Linked DNA regions of Homo sapiens: region 2 is linked to region 1. Evidence: chromatin contacts called from ENCODE Hi-C data. All regions are on one chromosome and are shown on one strand. Each heading gives the region's core, a stretch centred on a gene start or an enhancer-like site at or near the end of the contact. The rest is flanking DNA. Distances are from core to core; before and after follow the strand shown.

Region 1 (3,521 bases), core at 581-3,080:
AAAATGAGAGACTAGAGACAGTTTCTCAGAGAGGCCATTGCATTAGCCAGAGTAACATGATGAAAGACTGGACTAGGCAGTGGAGATGGGGACCAGGGAACAAATTGAAGGGATATGTAGGATGCAGAGACATCAGGACTTTGAGTAGAGGTAGGGAAGAGTCAAGGAAGATTCAAAGGCCCTCACTACCTAGGCTACCAGGCAGATGGTAGCACCCTCTGCCAAGAATGGGAAATGGTTAGACTCAAATTGGAAGATTGAGTGAGTTTGGTGTTGGACAAGTTTTATTGAGAAATCTTTGGGCCATCAATGGGAGATTCCCAAAGACAGCTGGAAATGGCAGCCATGGCGCACAGGAGAGGTTGAAAGCAAGGAGTTCAGTGTACTGGTGGCAACTGGAACCTAGAGTATAGACTAAAGCAACTGGGGAGAAAGTCATTGAAAAGGAGAGGAAATAGAGGATGATGTCATGAGAAACCTCAATATTTAAGGGATGAGCTGAGACAGAGAAGCAAGTGAAAGAAAGAGAGCCAACAGATTTTGAATAGAGTTAGGAAAGTCTTTTCAGGGGAGCCGGGTTTCACAGAGGAGTGGTCAATAGAGCCACATGCTCAAAGGGCTCAGGAAGTCCCAGCTACTCACGGGGGCTGAGGTGGGAGGGTTACTTGGGCTCAGAAGGTCAAGCCTGCAGGGAGCCATGATCATGCCACTGCACTCCAGCCTGGGCAACAGAGTGAGACCCTGTCTCAAAAGGGGGATAGGGCATCAAGAAGGATGAGATCTGAAAAGAGGCCTCATTTAGATTTGAAAATCATGACATTATCAATGGTCTTTGCCAAAGCAGGTTCTGTGAAGTAATAGGTTATAAACCGGATCATGATTGGTGACAGAATGATACAGGATCTGAAGCAGAAGTCAAATGCTCTTTTCACGAAATCTGGAGGTAAAAAGAAAGCAAAATAGAACAGTAGTTAGGAGAAGAGAGAGGGAAGGAATTTTAGGATGGGAAGTTGAGCATACATGTGCAGAGGACACAGGACGTGAGTGGAAGGAAAGTGGTTTGTGGAATAAGGCAGGCTCATGGGCAGCACGACACTGAAGGAAGAAACACAGGCCAACTTTGGAACAAAATAGGGACACCTATTTTGATGACACAGGCTGAAAGAAGTGTATGACACTACAGGTAAGTTTAAAGGTTTAGGGGAAAACTTCATGAAATTCCCAACTGGGAATTTCATTCTTTTAGCAACTGTCTGACTTTAGGCAGGGTACCTCCTTCCCTGAGCCTGAATCTCTTTTTCTATAAAATAGAGATAACAATAATTACCTCACCTCTCACGATTATTTTTGGAGAACACTTTGCTTGGTGCTTGGAACATAACAAGTAGCCAATAAAGGTTAATGTGTCGCTTTTTCTTTCTTTCTTTCTGGAAATTTGATTCTGAGAAGTAGTTTGTTCACATTTGAACCATTAACAACTGGAACATACGAACCCTGATTTGCAGAGCTGTCTGCTTAGATATTTAATCATGCAGAGTGGACTTTATCTTAGTAAGAGCCTATGCTGGGGTTTAAAGTGGACCATCCCTTTACCTGTGTTTTATGGTTAAAGACATGAAGCCATGTGGATTGTTGCTCGTGCCAGTCAAGGCTGTCCTTTTCCAGGCCTTTTGTGTGGCCTCTCCTCCCTGAGGAAAAGGTAAATTGCCAAATGCTGCCCCTTCCGTGCTCTTTAAAGGCATGCACTTGAAGACTGCACACATTCTTCAAGACTGTATGAGCACTCTAAATGTGGCTGAGTTCACTTCCTCATTTAGCATCGCAAATGCACATGAGTAATCATTGGTGACAATAAAATCCATTCTAGAAACTTACATTTAGAGTTAAACATTTTCCAAAGACCTGTGTAACCCAAATATATCTAAATTGCTAGCAGTGTTTGTGGTGGTTTTAATTTTCAGGAAGAATCATCTCCATATTTCTGGCCTACTCTGTTTCAGTGGGCTTTGTTTGATCTTGAAACTGGGTTGTACAGCCTGATATCAATGGAAGTCACTATAACAAATTCCACATGATACCAGGGCAGGACTACCTAACCTCATTTCCCCTCTGGAGGAATCTTCTGTTCCTTTGAATAAAATAGCTTCTCCTTCTACCAGGATTCCTGAAGGTTTTGTGAAAGCAACATTTCAAACAGATTTTTTTAAGTGGTCTGATCCTCCTTGTGACTATAATTTCACCCCTTTTAGTGGTGTGAGAATAATATCTTGAAAATTATGACAGTAATAAATTTTAATGATCTTCATTGAGAATTCCTAGGAACCTGGTAAACTTTCCCCCTTTTCCTCATTCCAAGCACGTTGACATGTATTTTCAAGTGCAGAAGAGAGAGGGGCTTTGGAAACTTTGACTCACTGCTTTTTGCAGCTGTTAGAGTGCTCACCAAAATTTGTCAAAATTTTGGAATGTGAAGGTTTGTTTTTCTAGGACCATTATAATGCCAATCCCAACCTCAGTGATGCCAGAAGGAAAAGATCTTTCCAAACACCATGTGGCTTATTATGCCAAATATGGGACCCAGAAGTTTATTTAAGCTGCACATTTCTAGGAAATTAAATGCAATAACACCTAATTTATCTGATATTATTGGAGATGTGCTCTCTTATGTGGATTTTCCAGGTAACCAAAGCTATGATTTTAACTGTATGAGAATTTGTTTGACCCCCTATTTGCTGAAACTCTTTCATAAATATATTATATTTCTCTTTACTTTCCTATACACTGCACATTGAGGATATTTCATGGTTTGGGGGGATCATTGTGCCTATGAATCATGATGCAGAGCTCTTGTTACTTGACTAGAGCTGGACTCCCTGGAAACTAGCACCAGCAGAAAGTCACCTTCAACAGAAGTAAAACACTCAGAGAGCACAGAAGAGCCCTGTGGGTCTTTACTAAAGATTGTCTTGAGGGGATGGGTTGTGAGAGGGAATTATTTCTCCCACCACATTGTGTGCCCTTAATGATCTTCGTTTTCTTTCTCCCACCACAAAGTCTTAGCATTTTACCAGCTGTTTATGTCATCTTCTCTTTTCACAAACAGTTCCTCTTCTCTGCTCATTCTCTCTCTCCTTTTCTTCCTTCCTCCCTCTCTATTCCTCTCTGTCTCTCTCTGTGTGTGTGTGTGTGTGTGTGTGTGTGTGTGTGTCTGTCTGTCTCTCTCTCTCTCATCTGTCCCTCTCCCTTTCCCCACCTTTCCTACAGTCCCTGAAGTAGCTTTAGAGTTGTTTTTAGAAAAGGTGTTTGATCCCTTCCCTTGACTCAGCCCTACAAAGATGATCTAGGAACCAAATTGCACAAATGAAGGATGCTCCCTGGGTGGGTAGGGATGGGGAAGTTGTGATCCCAGAGACCAAAAGAAAGCCACAGACACTGTCTCTCTCATAGTATAGAGACTTAACTTTTTGTGTTGTTAGTCTCCCTTGTCCTCACCCATAGAGCTATCAGAGGGTGCCTGCTAT
Region 2 (3,521 bases), core at 491-2,990, 130 kb before region 1:
GTGGACATTTAAATTGTCTCCAGTTTTCTCTATTACAAACAAATAGTGCTGTAATGAATAATCATACATATATGTATATATTTAAATCACATTAGTGTTTTGTCTTGCTTAATATTACGTTTAATTTTATTTCAGTTTAAACTAGTTAAAGACTAATGTCAGCTGTGTCCTGCAGTAGATTTCTGCAGGAAATCTGGCAGTTTAGGAAAGCTGTCTTCTTTATATCACACTAGACTTCTAGTCATGGTCCACAGAGAACCTTATCATGGGGATGTTGCCTTACTAATGACCCTTATAACCTCAGCTGGGTCTGATTTCTGGGAAACTCTTGCCCTCCTGGTAGGAGGCAAATGTCTGCTTCCTGACTTCCCAGAACTTTTCGTCTACTTTTATTTATTATAATATAAGGAACATTTTCTGGCTATTAATAGACTGGAACCTGCTTCTTTATAATCCTGACGCTATGAGAAACCAGTGACCTGCTTGAAAATTTCACTGTTGGTTGATTTTGGGTAGAATTTTATATGGACATTGATTTTACTTTATTTTTCTATACTGATTTACAACTTATTAACAGCTAAGGCACCAAAGCATTATGAAATGAAGATAAAACCTTCATAGAAGCTACTATCATAGTCCACATGGTTAGTAGGACATGCTGAATTTAATCATTTTTCTAGTAGGAGGGATGACTTTGTGCTGAACTGATCCTTAGACTCAGTGACGTGAGAACCATGTGGGGTGATTGGTGAGGTTCATGGTCACAGAACAGTGTCTTAAGGGACTTTAGACTTTCTAAAGAGCATCATGCTTTAAGCAACTGTGCTTATTGTAAATGGCAGCTGAGAAGCCGGGTAGGGTTTTCCTACGGGGCTTAGGTCAGGGGTTTTCTTACCCCAATCTAATCTTCAAGGGATGATTGTGAGGAGAAGCACTTCGGGAATGGTAGAGTGAGAACCCCCACCACCACATTCTGCTCCCCAAAAAAGCAATGAAAACACTGGAGAAAATTGCAAAAGTCAACTTTTTTAGAACTCTGGAAATCAGCCAAAAGCTTTCAAGTACATGAGGAGCATTTATTCAAGAAACAGGTTGAACTCAGCACAGTAGGCTTTGGCTGTGTAACATTTTATTATGACTTGCCTTTTATCATTCCTGTCTCCCCAGCTCTGCAATAACTGAAAACCAGAAGCTCTGCAACCATGGTAGTCATGAAAACAAACACACCTTACGAGCCACTAACGGCAGCAGAATGGGTTTGGAGCTTCCCCAAAAACCTCATCCCTGTTAGAGAATTGTCACTACCTGACATGTCTGGCAGCTCTCTGGAAAAGCCCCATTTGCAGGACTTTCGTTAACCTGGCTCATAGCTTCTTTGGTGCAAACAACCCTATCACCAGAACACTTTTCAAAAACAACCAATGACAGTTGTTTAACACTGCACTTACCTGAGGTGGCAATACCACTTGGGGCACATAAGGGACTAACAGAAAAAAACGGAAAAGGACAATATAGAGAAAGAGATGTGCATAGCAGGCTTTGAAAAGCTCAAATATATTCCTGGGAATTGGGAAAGCCAAATGCATACAAAGGGCTGTGTGCATACCCAGGAGAGACCTTATTTTCTTCTGTGCCTGACCTTCAGGCTCTGTGCAAGCAGGAAGTAAAAGTTAAGGCAGAGCTATAAACTGCTTAGAGTACTGAAGGAGTGTTCCATCAAACACACACAGCCCATCAGCAAAGGCTGGGGGACTTACTGATTGAGTGCATTTAAGCAAATCTTTGTGCATTTGTTATCCAACCACTGAGTGAACTGAGCAGGGACTTAAATAGCCACACAGGACAACTGCTTCACCCCTATGAACTTCTAATAGGGATATTTTCTTAAATAAGCAAAATGTCTTTATTATGCTTAATATTATACACAAGAATTATCTAATATTAAAATTTCACTGTTTCTCAAAAATAATTGATTTAAGCAAAATCCAGTTAACAATTTATTTATTATGTCACCTTTAATGTAGAGCAGTACCTTCTCCCCTCATCCTTTTTTTTTTTTTTTTGCTGGAGAATAGCATACATGCAGAGAAGTAAAATCATCATAAATTTATGGCTCTTGCATCTTCTCAGTAACACTCTTCCTTAAAGGTAACCATTGTCCTGACTTCAAACACCATAGGCTAATTATGTCTCTTTTATTGTTTTATTGAGGAATTGCACATATTTAGGAAAGTCCTTAAGGTGCCATAATCTTTTTGTTTTTTTTTTTTTTTTTTTGAGACGGAGTATTGCTCTGTCGCCCAGGCTGGAGTGCAGTGGTGTGATCTCAGCTCACTGCAAGCTCTGCCTCCCGGGTTCATGCCATCCTCCTGCCTCAGCCTCCTGAGTAGCTGGGACTACAGGCGCCCGCCACCACGCCTGGCTAATTTTTTGTATTTTTAGTAGAGACGGGGTTTCACCATGTTAGCCAGGATGGTTTCGATCTCCTGACCTCGTGATCCACCCGCCTCGACCTCCCAAAGTGCTGGGATTACAGGCATGAGCCACCACGCCCAGCCAAGTTGCCATAATCTTAAGTGTACTGTGTAATGAACATTTACGTATGTGTAGACCTGTATAACTGCCACCCAGATCAGGACATAGAGTATTCTCAGCACCTCAAAAGTCCTTCTCATACTCCCAATCACAGCCTCCTTAAGGCTTGATTGTAGGTTAGTTTTGCCTGTTTTTGAACTGTAAATAAAAATAGACTTATTTAGAGTGCATTAGTTTTATCTGACTCTTTTCACTATCATTTTTTCCTTTCATTTTTCACAGTGCCAGTGACAACTGTATCTGTTGTCCTTGAGAATGTCTCACATTCAGGATTTGTTTTTTTTTTTGCTCACTGGTATTGTCTTTTAACTTGTTCCACTGACTCCCTTATTTCTTATAAATTGGAGGTTAACCAAAAGGGTCTTGAATATCATCAAGTTAATGTTTTTCCCCAAGGATGCTTCTTTGGTGGTGCTGTGTACTTCATGTTGCATTCCATCAAAAGTTACACAAGAGTCTGACTGCCCCATTCTTCGTGATGCTAAGATTGATTAGTGGGTTCAAGTTGTGGCAGCGTAATGTCTTCGTTAGAATGTTTCTCATTGATTTTTTTGTCTAATGTTTTCAAATATATTATTTTCTTATGCATTGAAAAATTATGAATTTTGTAATTATCTTATTTCTTCTGTACTTATTTCCTGGAATTCTTATGTAAAAAGCACTTCTCCTCATGGCTTGTTAGTACCTTTGAAATACTGTTCATTCTGGAAAAGCAAAATGATGCTTAATTCTTTAATTTTCAATGACAGTTTTCAGAATATGTGGGCATTGGTGCCCTAGTTATTGTCAATTGTGACTAATGAGTTTTACTTTTATTTTATTTAGGGGCTACATATATTTTAATATTGCTATGAACTCGTGTTTAAACATTTTATTTTCATGTGTTCTAATGAATTGCAGGGTTTTGAAAATATTCTAATTGGGCC

The links. Hi-C counts contacts between places; a loop is a spot of excess contacts on that map. Pooled maps may share reads with other maps.
Region 2: a loop to region 1 is called in a map with no recorded cell type, with 2.1 times the contacts of the local background. The contact joins two enhancer-like sites. A Hi-C loop is called at or near these places in 1 of 168 maps with a recorded cell type or tissue (GM12878), 10 of 37 single-sample maps with no recorded cell type and 10 of 50 pooled maps.

Annotation. Positions count from the first base shown.
Region 1 is chr2:196,248,285-196,251,805 of GRCh38, reverse strand. The region is part of intron 19 of HECW2 (HECT, C2 and WW domain containing E3 ubiquitin protein ligase 2); the gene reads left to right. Among named protein-coding and RNA genes, the nearest start is that of HECW2-AS1, 10 kb to the left of the region's middle. Within about 2 kb of position 1,830, at least 5 of the 41 ENCODE cell types and tissues checked have a DNase peak (open chromatin) inside an H3K27ac peak, as active enhancers do.
Region 2 is chr2:196,378,441-196,381,961 of GRCh38, reverse strand. The region is part of intron 2 of HECW2 (HECT, C2 and WW domain containing E3 ubiquitin protein ligase 2); the gene reads left to right. Among named protein-coding and RNA genes, the nearest start is that of HECW2-AS1, 120 kb to the right of the region's middle. RefSeq lists an enhancer at 1,428-1,567. Within about 2 kb of position 1,740, at least 2 of the 41 ENCODE cell types and tissues checked have a DNase peak (open chromatin) inside an H3K27ac peak, as active enhancers do.